Regions from separate parts of the Homo sapiens genome. Here region 1 is linked to region 2. A link is a loop called in an ENCODE intact Hi-C map of the cell type or tissue named here. Cell type or tissue: PC-9. All regions are shown on one strand. Links, peaks and the distances in the headings refer to the core of each region. The heading gives the core; the rest is flanking DNA. Region 1 has its middle 19 kb from the start of MRGPRX1. Region 2 has its middle 32 kb from the start of MRGPRX2.

Region 1 (5,383 bases), core at 320-5,319, 70 kb before region 2:
CTATTAGTCCAGGAAGAGCTAAATAAAAACTTACCAGTTCTCAAAGTCTTAAAGGGAAGGGGCCATGGTTGTTTTTACTAGAAACCAAGGCCACGTGTCACCATGCTGTGGACAATTACAGCAGAGAACTTTTCATAAAACCAATTTTCTAGACTGTTTTTATGAAGAGAGAGTTTGTCTCTAAGTACATTATTTTGCTCTATATCTGAAAATACAATGGAACATAGAGATAGCAGAACTCATTTATTCAGAATCGAGCTTCCAACTGTGGTAATGCCTCCAGTCATTGAAGGGAACATGATTTTCAGGGGAACATAGTCTGAGAGATTAATAAGGAATCCTCCCTTTTGATATAATCAGGTAGGAAAAAAGTATAAAGAAGAGTTTTAAGGTTTTGGACAGGAATTCCTTTCAATACCAGGTAATTGCAGAAAAAGTGTTCAGCAAGAAAGATTCAATGTAAGATAACAGGAAAAATAGATTGGCAATATCAAGGAGAATCTAAACATTGTATTATCAGACTAATGCTTTCTATGGTTGACAACTGCAACCGTCAGGATAGATAAAAATCCATTTGAAGACCCTGAGGAACCACTGAGACATTCCTGAGGTGCAACGCTAAGAAAAACACATGCAATTGTCAAGGATGGCAGGGCAGTGTTGCTCTCAAAGTCCCATCTGACAGGACAGAGGCTCTTCCTCACTGCCCAAATCTGCTTCCTGACAGCTCCAGGGTTTCCTCAGGAAGCCATCGTCCACCTTCATTCACCTCAGTCGTGTCCTGCAGAGCCCTCTGGAGAACCAGCTTCAGGTTCTGCCTATTTTGACACTGCCTAAAGGAGCCCACGAAGAAGTAAATGTTGGGGTTGGCCGTTAAGAGAGGAAAGGAAAATGGAAACTAGATGAACGTGACAATATAAGACTTCCAAATCCACGTGGTTCCATGAAAATAGGAAAAACCGAATGCCAAAGGGCAGGCCACAGAGGAGGAAGACCAGCGCTATGAGCAGGATGGTCACGTACAGCCTGGTCAGTGGCATCTTCCGGGACCCACAAAGGATCCTGACCAGCAGGACCAGGCTGGAACCACAGAGAGCCACACATAAAAAAATCAGCCCCCCTACTATGATGAAATCTGATGTTTAACACCAAACAGAATCAGCACCACTAAACAGGAAGTCACAGAAACTCCACTCCAGGACGCTCCGCAGCAGAGACAGGGCCCAGAGCATGACACACACGACCGCTGACAGGTGTAGGGGCGGGGGCGGCAGCGCTACCAGATGGGCCACAGGACGTACAGGCAGCGCTCGGTGCTCATGGCGCTTAGAAAGCTCAGGCTTGCAAGGTAGGAAAACATCATCACAGGGCTGAGGATTTTGAAGATGGGATGGAGGATATTGATGAGGCTTAACGGAAAACGTATAATGTGGCTTCTGAGAAAGAGGAAGTCGGCCATGGACAGGTTGAAGATGTAGATGGAGAAGGCGTTCCTGCGCATGCGGAAGCCCAGGAGCCAGAGCACGACTGCATTTCCTGTCATCCCGACAAGGGAAACGATGCACGTCAGCCCTGTGAGGCTCAGGGTTTGCTTGTAGCAAGGAGTCTCCTCACGTCCATTGATTGGTGTCAGTTCTGTACCCAAGGCTGGGATGGTTGGATCCACGCTCAGGAACCCTAGTCTGGTGTCCCTGGGAACACAAACCAGAGGTGATCAACAGCTGTATCATCTCTGATTCTCTGCACCACCCTGCCACGTGGGATTTACTGTCGTCATTTTAAGAGGAGATATCAGAGACGTGCAGAGAATAAGTTACCTATCAAAAGGTGGGGGTCCTGAAATCCAGTTTGAAATCCAGTTCTTGCTGACTCTAAAGCCTGACCTCTCTCTATTGCCACACAAGTTCTATGCTGACATGGGAATAACATTATGGTCAAAACACCCCCACTCAAGTGGCCAGGGCTGTGGACCTGATCATTGCTTTATCCTGGGCCTGAAATTTTCTCTCAGGTGGAGGAATTCAGATACACAAAGAAGTGGTTGTGACACACTCGTGACTAGGACTGGTCATCTATGGACAAGAAAGAAGACCATGCATTATGAACCAGAGGAAAATGTGACCTTCACTAGGACAAGTGTGAAAATGGCTGGGCCTGGTGGTTGAGAAATAACTCAGTGTGTCAGTCATTGCAGACAGGACCACATTTTACATTTTGTACTCCCAGTACCTATTTCCATGAGCAGCACACTGTGCTCTTCATAAATATTCATTCAATGAATGAATGCATGCATGAGGAACTTAATGATAATGGTAGATTTGGGTGAAATGGAAAATAAAAATTAAAGCACAATGTAAGGCATTAGAACACCCATGTTTAATTAGGTACAGAAAATTTCATTCATCAGAATTCTATTTGTGGCAGCTCTATCTGTGTTAAAAAAGAATTACTGATGTGTGCCCCAAACCTGAAATTGACCACTGATGTGCCTTTGAAATGAGGACTCAGTGTGGCTTTGCTGAACACCTAGAAGCATTTTTGTACAGAATATTTGTGTAGGTTGTGGGTCTGAGCTGAAATGCTCAGCAATAGAGCAGAGGAAAGAGTAAGTGAGGGTGAGGTCTGAGTGCCACTGAAGCAGGTAACTGAAGTGTGGGAATATGTATGGGGGGACTACTAAGTGTTCTGCTGGGTATACACAATGTAAACCTGTTTCATTCTCTCTTTCAGGAGATCTTTGGTTTGTTTCTTTGTTGATGTAAACATTTGTGTGAGAGGAGTCCATGAGGGGAAATAGGAGATATGTAGGGCTTGGAGTATAAAGAGAGATATTCATGCAGATTTCAACTGGAGAATGAGGACTGGGTCTAATCTGGGAGAATAACAGCAGCTGATTGAGAGTGTTTAAGATATTGTCTCTTTTCATTATCTGAAGAGCCTAGCAGGTAAGAATGAGTGTTATTCCCATATGGACAATAATACATTGGTACACAAAAAGAGTGAATTATTTGTTCTGGGACTTATATAGTATGATTTGAGGCCAGCAGGGCTGACTCATGATCCAGTCTTGGAGCAGCCCTTTACACCCAGTGCCACTCTGTGTTGATTATACATGTTAGAGGGGGTAAAGCAGAGGAGTGATTCTTAAGATTAAATCCAAGTTGGCAGGCAAAATTGTGGGTTGAAAAAAAAAAACTAACCTAAACAAATTTCAGATAGAGAATGAGAAGCAAATCAAATAGGGAACAATATAGAGGAGAGTGAAGGCATTTAGGAATGAATTCAGGAGTTCCTTTTTGCCTATCAGAGGCCACCTTTGCTCTGGAATCCCAAGAATGCACATGGGCAGGAACTCTTCAGGTGGAAAGGAGACACACCCTCCTCTAGGAATACAGAGGAGCATCAGGAGTGAATGCATCCATCATGAGCTCTCTTAGAGAGACAAGCTGCCACCACCCTGATTGACCCGAAAAGGAAATGAGAGGAAAAGGAGAGCCTCTGTTATCCACACTCAGGGCACTAAACACTTTGTCCATCTATATTTATGGTTTGATATGTTTGTCTTCCTTATGAAACTTGAAGCTCCATTAAGGAGTAAGTCGTGCCTGTCTTTTTCACTGTGGTATCACCAACATTTAGCCTGTGTTCCTTAAAGACCATCTGTGGTATTATCCTCATATAACATAAGATGAAGCTGTGGCCTAGACTAGTAAAGTGTTTTCCTGTGATCACAACAAGAAGAGTAGGTCCAGTACCCGCCCCTGGTCCCTGGAGCCCTGCATGAAACTTCTGTACTGTTCTCTGCCCCATCATTCATTATTTCAGAGGAGCTCCTGAAAAAAATCTTGATGTGAGCACAGAATCAGAGACAGTGAGGGGCTGAAGGAACTGCTAGGTTGCTCCAATGTTGATTTTCCTCTTTGGTCACGACCGAGTCTAAAGGCAGCACAAGGACCCACATTCCAGTTTTCCTTGATGCTGGGTGCCATTGTATGACCAGGTGCTGTTCAGTGAAAGGTGCACAAAAGTGAAGTAAGCAAGTCCTGGCTCATAGAATCAATCAAAAGAGCAAAGCACCTCCTTTTCTTCATCCTTTTCCATCACGCTGGAATGCTGATGTGGCTGTGAACCATGTAGGATCACAAGGATGAGGGAAGCTCCCTGGGGACTGGGGAGTTGCAGTTTTGGAATTCTGATATATGATGTCTTGGAGTTTCCAGCTCAGATCTCACAGATAGTCATCTCTGGGCATTCCCTGGTTCTTGCTCCGGAACCCCAGCACACACCAAAATATGCAGATGCTCAATTTCCTTACATAAAAAGATGCGATATTTGTGCACACCCTATGCTCTTTCTCCCAGATACATTAAATCATTTCTAAGTTATTTAGAATAACTGACAAAATACAACTGCCATGTTAATTCTTGTTTTACTATACTTTTTTTTGGAAGTAATGACAAGGAAAAACAAGTTTCTACCTGTTCACTACATACACACGTCTGCCATACCCTTATTTTTAAAATAGTTTCCACCTGTGATTTGTTGACTCTGCAGATTCAGAATCTAGAGACCTAGAGGCACAACTATACCTTCTTTTTAAAGATATTTCTACTTCATTCTTTATTACAGCCACCAAAATTATATTCTAAACCAAAGAAATATGTTCTCTCTTTTTTAGATTACATTTTATTTTCTATGCATTTTTGATGAATGCAAACATTTCTGCATAGAAGTGACAGTAGAGAAAGATATGCCAAACATTGAAGTGGTCTGATAGAGCTGAAATGAGAAAGAAATCAATCACCTTTAGACAGAGAATGCCCAGTAATTAGGAGGATAGAAGAAGGTGAGAGTGATAGTCTCATTTGCTATGAGGTTTTGCTTTCCATTCTTCTCTATCCTGTTTGACATCCTAAGAGAGTGGCTTTTATGTCCCACATCAGTGGGATTCATTTTAATTCTAGCTTCTGGTGGAATTGTGACACTGCGCCACACCAGCAGGAGACTGGAGGACAGCAGGAGAGCAACTTCAGATTTCCATCTCCTGGCTCTCTGCCTGGGTATTAGTTCATTCTCACATTGCTATAAAGAAATACCTGAGACTGGCAAGTTTATGAAGAAACTAGGTTTAATTGGCTCATTGCTGTATAGGCTATGCAGGAAGCATAGCAGCTTCTGCTTCTGGGGAGGCCACAGGAAGCTTCCAATCATGGTGAAAGGCCAAGGGAGAGAGAGGCATCTCACACGGTGAGAGCAAGAGAAATACAGAGAGAGAGGGAGGCACTACACACTTTTAAACAACTAGATTTCATGAGAACTCACTCACTATCACTACAGCGATACCAAAGGGGGATGGTGTTTATACCATTCATGTGAAACTGTC
Region 2 (5,383 bases), core at 117-5,116:
GAGAATGGTGAGAGTGTGCAATAAGGGGGCACAGTCCTGTTTTTGAGCATTCAGCTCTCCCACTGTCAAGCCTGCCAGCTCCCAAAGTTGCCAGGAGTGAGCGTCATGTCTCCTGTCTTTTCCTACTGGAGCCCCTATTGCTCCCTGAATATGCCATGCCAAGGTAGAGTTATGTGAATGTTCACTAAGAGGAAAAACATAATAATGGCTTTGGAAATAAGCTCAATAAATTCTAACATCTCCTTTATTCTCCTTGCTGGAGGTGGCAGGCTGATCTGTGTTCAAGACAGTGACAAACTGCAATTGACAGTTGCTAGAGGGCACTTCTCTGACCTACGGAGGTGCCTGCAGTAGTTGAAGGGAAGCCTGGTGCTTATCAAAGTACTGGACAGCCCTGTGATTTCCTGTGCAGGGATCTGCTGGCAAATGAGAGTGCAGAGTCGTTTGAGTCATGACCTCTCACGAGATGTGTCTCACCATTTAGTCTCACTCTATTCTTGTCTTTGAACTTCTGCCAATCCCTGCCTGCATCCAATTCCTGTTGCTGTAAATGATGGTTGTTTTGGAGTCTTTTGCTGCTAACTGTGTGCATGACCAGCAATGCCAAGCAATGTGAGCCTGTGCTGGGAGAGTTTATAACTAAGAATAAAGCACACCCTCCTCATTTGTCACTCAAGGCCCTCTGTGGCCTGTCCCACCCTTTTTCTTTATCAAAGTAGTAACGTGTCCATGTTTACTCTGTCTTTCCAGAGCACAGAAATTGTATTAATTCATTCCTGCACTGCTATAAATAACTACCTGAGGGAGGTAATTTATAAAGAAAAGAGGTTTAATTGGTTTATGGTTCCTCAGGCTGTACAGGAAGCATGACTGAGGAAGCTTCAGGACATTTTCAATAATGGTGGAAGGTGAAGCGGGCACTTCTTTCATGGCCGGAGCAGGAGGAAGAGAGGAGGGCTAGGTGCTACACACTTTTAAATAACCAGATCTTGTGATAACTTGCTCACTATCAAGAGAACAGCTCCAAAGGGAAAATCTGCTCCCATGATCTAATCACTAGCCACCAGGTCCCACCTCCAACACTGGGGATTACAATTTGACATGAGATTTGAGCAGGGACACACACCCAATCCATATCAGAAGTGTATCAAATACAAGGTCAAAGTCTTCCTAAATCCTGTTCTCTAGAAGCAACAACTTGTTAGTTTTTGTTGTTAAATCTTTCATTAGTTATGAATATAGCTTTGAACAGTAAATTTTATTACTCTGTTTAACATTTATCTGTGTTAACAGTTGGATAAATTGTCACCCCTTGTGAGATGTAAGGAAGTTAACCACACACTAGTCACACTCAGCTCTCTAGGAACAAGCATAGAGTGAGTGAAAGATGAATTCAACCAGATGGAGTTTTGTCTGGCAAGTTGGCAGAGGAAAGTGTGGCAAGGAGGTGGAGGGTATGTGCAAGGTAGTGATTACAAAAATGGGGTGTGAAATCTAAAGTTAGCAATGGTGACAGTGGGGAAGCCAAGGTCAATGAGTCATGTTGGGTGAAGATACTGGAGGCTGAGATGGTGTGCAAGAGTTGAGGCATTCGGGAAAATAAGTTGTACAGATTAGAGTTGAGGGGAAGGCAGTGCGATTTTGAAACTGAGATTGTGGAGGTGATGCCATTGGGGGTTATGACAAGATCTAAGCCTGGATGGTTAGAATGGGGTAGGTGACAAGATTAAAGGAAGGAGGTGTTTAGGAGATGGAAAGCTTAGGATGTTGGATTGCCATCTACAAGGACATTGGAGTCATCACGAATGAGGACAGGGTGATGCTGGAGAAGTCTATAAACTGGCTACTTAGGACAGAAAATATAAACGTTCACATACCCACCCTGCAAATTATTAAGCATATATTAAAAATGTGTCATATTTGTCACCAATTTCTCTTTAAAAATGAATAAATAAAACTACAGATACAACAGATGCTCCAACCTTGCATTGCTTCTCTCTGTGGCTCTTCAAAGATTTTGAAATTGATGGGCATTATTCTGCCCATCAGAATAATGGAAGTTAACAATCCAATTTCATCTAAATAAGAAGATAGTGGAAGTTAATCCAGTTTTGATAACTGGAAGTTAACAATCCCATTTTATCTAATGTGAAGATACTATCAAAAATATATTTCAAAAGCAGTGCTGTATGACATGTACAATTTTAAAATAAAGTTGCTAATTTATTTTAAAATTCTTACCTTAAAAATTCTTTTTAAAATTCTTATTTTAAAATTGGTTACCCAACTCTCAAGACATCATCTACATCAGGGTATAAAAAGATTAAGAGTTGAATTTTTATGGTAGGAGAAAAATGTTGTATTTAAAATAAAATGAGTCATCTCTCCCTCTCTCATTTTGGCCTTGCATTACAGGATTCTTTATGATGGACAACATCTTCAGCCACAGCTGTACAATTGATGGTAGATTCCCAGGGCTGACTCATAATAATTCTTAGTCTGAACTGGTGACATCACATCAAGGCACCATGCCTACTGCATGGGCTACAAACACTGTCTTCCTACTTCTTCCCTCCTGTAGGAAGCCCTCACCTATAGCCAAGACCTACGACAGCATTTGGAAGTCAAGGGTGTATGTATAGGATACAGAGTCAACAGAGTACTGAACCTGGAAGAATATCAAATCTGGAGTCAGAAAACTGATATTGTGTTTTTTTTCTTTTTAGCCTGGCCTTGAAATCTCTCTCTGAAGAGAGTGGTAATGAACTCTAGTCCTGCCCTGATGTGACTCAGGGACTGTGGTCATGGCTGTTTACAGTGTGCCTTTCAAGTAATGCTTCTTTATCCTGGCAGATGGCCTAATGACTAAGTGTCTGACCCACAACCAGGTATTCCTCGCACAGGAAACTTGTTTATACTGGCAGACACCCTTGTGGCTTTTGTATTATCTGTGTCCAGTTTACTTTTTCCAAGATAGTCACTCTCTCTCTTTTTTTTTTTTCTTTTTTTGAGACAGAGTCTTGCTCTGTTGGCCAGGCTGGAGTGCGGTGGCATAATCTTGGCTCACTGCAACCTCCGCCTCCCAGGCTCAAGCAATTCTTCTGCCTCGGCCTCCCAAGTAGCTGGGATTACAGGCGTGTGCTACCATGCCCAGCTAATTTTTGTATTTTTAGTAGAAATGGGGTTTCACCATGTTGGCCAGGCTGGTCTTGAACTCCTGACCTCAGGTAATCCACCTGCCTCGGCCTCCCACAGTGCTGGGATTACAGGTGTGAGCCACCGCTCTCAGCCAAGATAGCCACTCTCTAGGACAGCCCTGACCAGGAAAGGAGTTAGGTTCAAGTGTATTGGTCAGGTAAGACAGAGGAGGTAACTCAACAAAACACCTACAATAACAGAGGTCATTTATTACTTCCAGATCCCAGAGAGAAGAGGGCTGCATGCCTCACAGGGCCAATGTGAAGTGGGGATCCATCTGGGACATGAGCATGCTATCATTGGCGGCAGGGGGCAGCGGGGAGGCAGAGGGAGTAGAATGATGATTACCAGAGGCTGGGAGGGGTAGTGGGAAGTGGTGGATGAAGAGGGGTTGGCTAATGGGTATAAATATATGGTTAGAAGGAATAAGATCTAGTGTTTGGTAGTACAATAGGGTGACTATAGTTAACAAAATTTTATTGTATTTTTCAAAATAATGGAGTGGAATTGGAATGTCCCTAACACAAAAAGTTAGATGCTTGAGGTAGATACCTCAATTACCCCATTTGATCATAATACATTGTATGTTTATATTAAAATATCACATATGCCCCATTATATGTACAACTCTTATGTAGCCAAAATAATTAAAATTTAAGTAGATTGAAAAAAGTAAAAGATCCAGAGGAGATAATATAAGAAATTTATTCGTATCATAGAGATATTCTACTTTGGGACTAATGATTTCTCTGAGAAAAACTAGAAAAGCCACATTAAATATATCTATTTGAAGACATTGAAGAATAACTGAGGCACTTTGGCGGCATGAGGCTGAGAGAAGAGCAGGTAATTGTCAAGTCTGGCAGGGCAGTGTTTACTGTCAAAGTCACATCTGACTGACCAAGGCAGAGGCTTTTCCTCACTGCCTCAGTCTGCTTCCCGACAGCTTCAGGGTTTCCTGAACAAGTCTGCCTCCACCTTCATATACTTCAGCAGTGTCCTGCAGAGCCCTCTGGAGAACCAGCTTGAGGATCTTCCCATATTGATACTACCTAAAGGAGCCAACAAAGAAAGCAAATAATAGGGTTGGTGCAGCTGCTAGCAAGTCAAGATAAACACAATGCAATCAAGACAAAAGAATGAATTGTAGTCAATTTGAACCCACAACCCAAGAAACAATTGAACACCAGCAGGTAGGCTGCAGAAGTGGAAGACTAGGACCAGAAGCAGGTTGTCACATAAGAGCCTGGTCAGCTGCAGCACCTGCAGCCACACAGGAGTCTGACCAGTAGGGACAGGCTGGACCCAGAGAGAACACATGGTAATGAAATAAAGTGCCAGAAACCAAGCAAAATTAGAGTACCCCAAAAGAAGCTACAGTAGTTCCTTTCAAGGATGCTCAGCAGCAGGGACAGGACCAAGATGCCACATATGACAGCTGACTTCTGTCTCAGGTGGTGGTAACAGTATACCAGATGCACCACAGTACGGACTGCAGTGCTTGGTGCTAATGGCACTGAGCATGCCTAGACTCGTAATGTAAAAATAAGTTATCATAGTGATACAGAAGTAGGGGATGGAGATGGAGATGGGGTGGAAGGAGCTGATGAGTTTCAGCAGGGAATCTAAAATCTGGCAGCAGGAAAGAGGAAGTCTCTCTATGCTAGTTTTCATTTTCTTTCCAATTGACACAGATGTGTGTCAAAAGGTGAAAGTCTTTTGGTTTATCTTTCCATAAGTTATTCGGATACAGGTGGTATTTGGTTACATTAGTAAGTTCTTTAATGGTGATTTGTGAGATCCTGGTGCACCCATCACCCAAGCAGTATACACTGCACCATATTTGTTGTCTTTTATCCCTCGCCCCCCCAACTCTTCCCCGCAAGTCCCCAAAGTCTATTGTATCATTCTTATGCCTTGGCATCCTCATAGCTTAGCTCCCACATATCAGTGAGAACATACAATGTTTGGTTTTCCATTCCTGAGTTACTTCACTTAGGATAATAGTCTCATTCAGGTCACTGCAAATGCTGTTAATTCACTCACAAGGTGAAAGTCTTATTGAATTCTAGTCTCCAGAACCAACAACTTGCTTCAGTTGTTCTTTTATTAGTTATTATGTTAAACTGTTTTATTAATTCTGATTATAGATTAATGTTATATATTAATGTTGTATTATATGTTA

The links. Peaks named below come from ENCODE experiments on the same cell type or tissue, not always from the same donor. Only the 100,000 strongest peaks of a DNase experiment are listed, where the experiment ranks them.
Region 1: it touches region 2 in a loop (5-fold over the local background); 1 of 110 quality-filtered maps calls a loop at or near these places.

The regions. Positions count from the first base shown.
Region 1 is chr11:18,955,348-18,960,730 of GRCh38, forward strand. It overlaps the pseudogene MRGPRX11P. Among named protein-coding and RNA genes, the nearest start is that of MRGPRX1, 19 kb to the left of the region's middle. RefSeq lists enhancers at 534-1,034, 3,104-3,653. In PC-9, for the core only: no CTCF peak of the experiment used is centred there; DNase peaks (open chromatin) are centred at 3,044 and 3,364; H3K4me3 peaks cover 491 bases; H3K27ac peaks cover 1,702 bases.
Region 2 is chr11:19,025,571-19,030,953 of GRCh38, forward strand. It overlaps the pseudogene MRGPRX9P. Among named protein-coding and RNA genes, the nearest start is that of MRGPRX2, 32 kb to the right of the region's middle. In PC-9, for the core only: no CTCF peak of the experiment used is centred there; DNase peaks (open chromatin) are centred at 2,471 and 2,841; H3K27ac peaks cover 807 bases; H3K27me3 peaks cover 1,861 bases.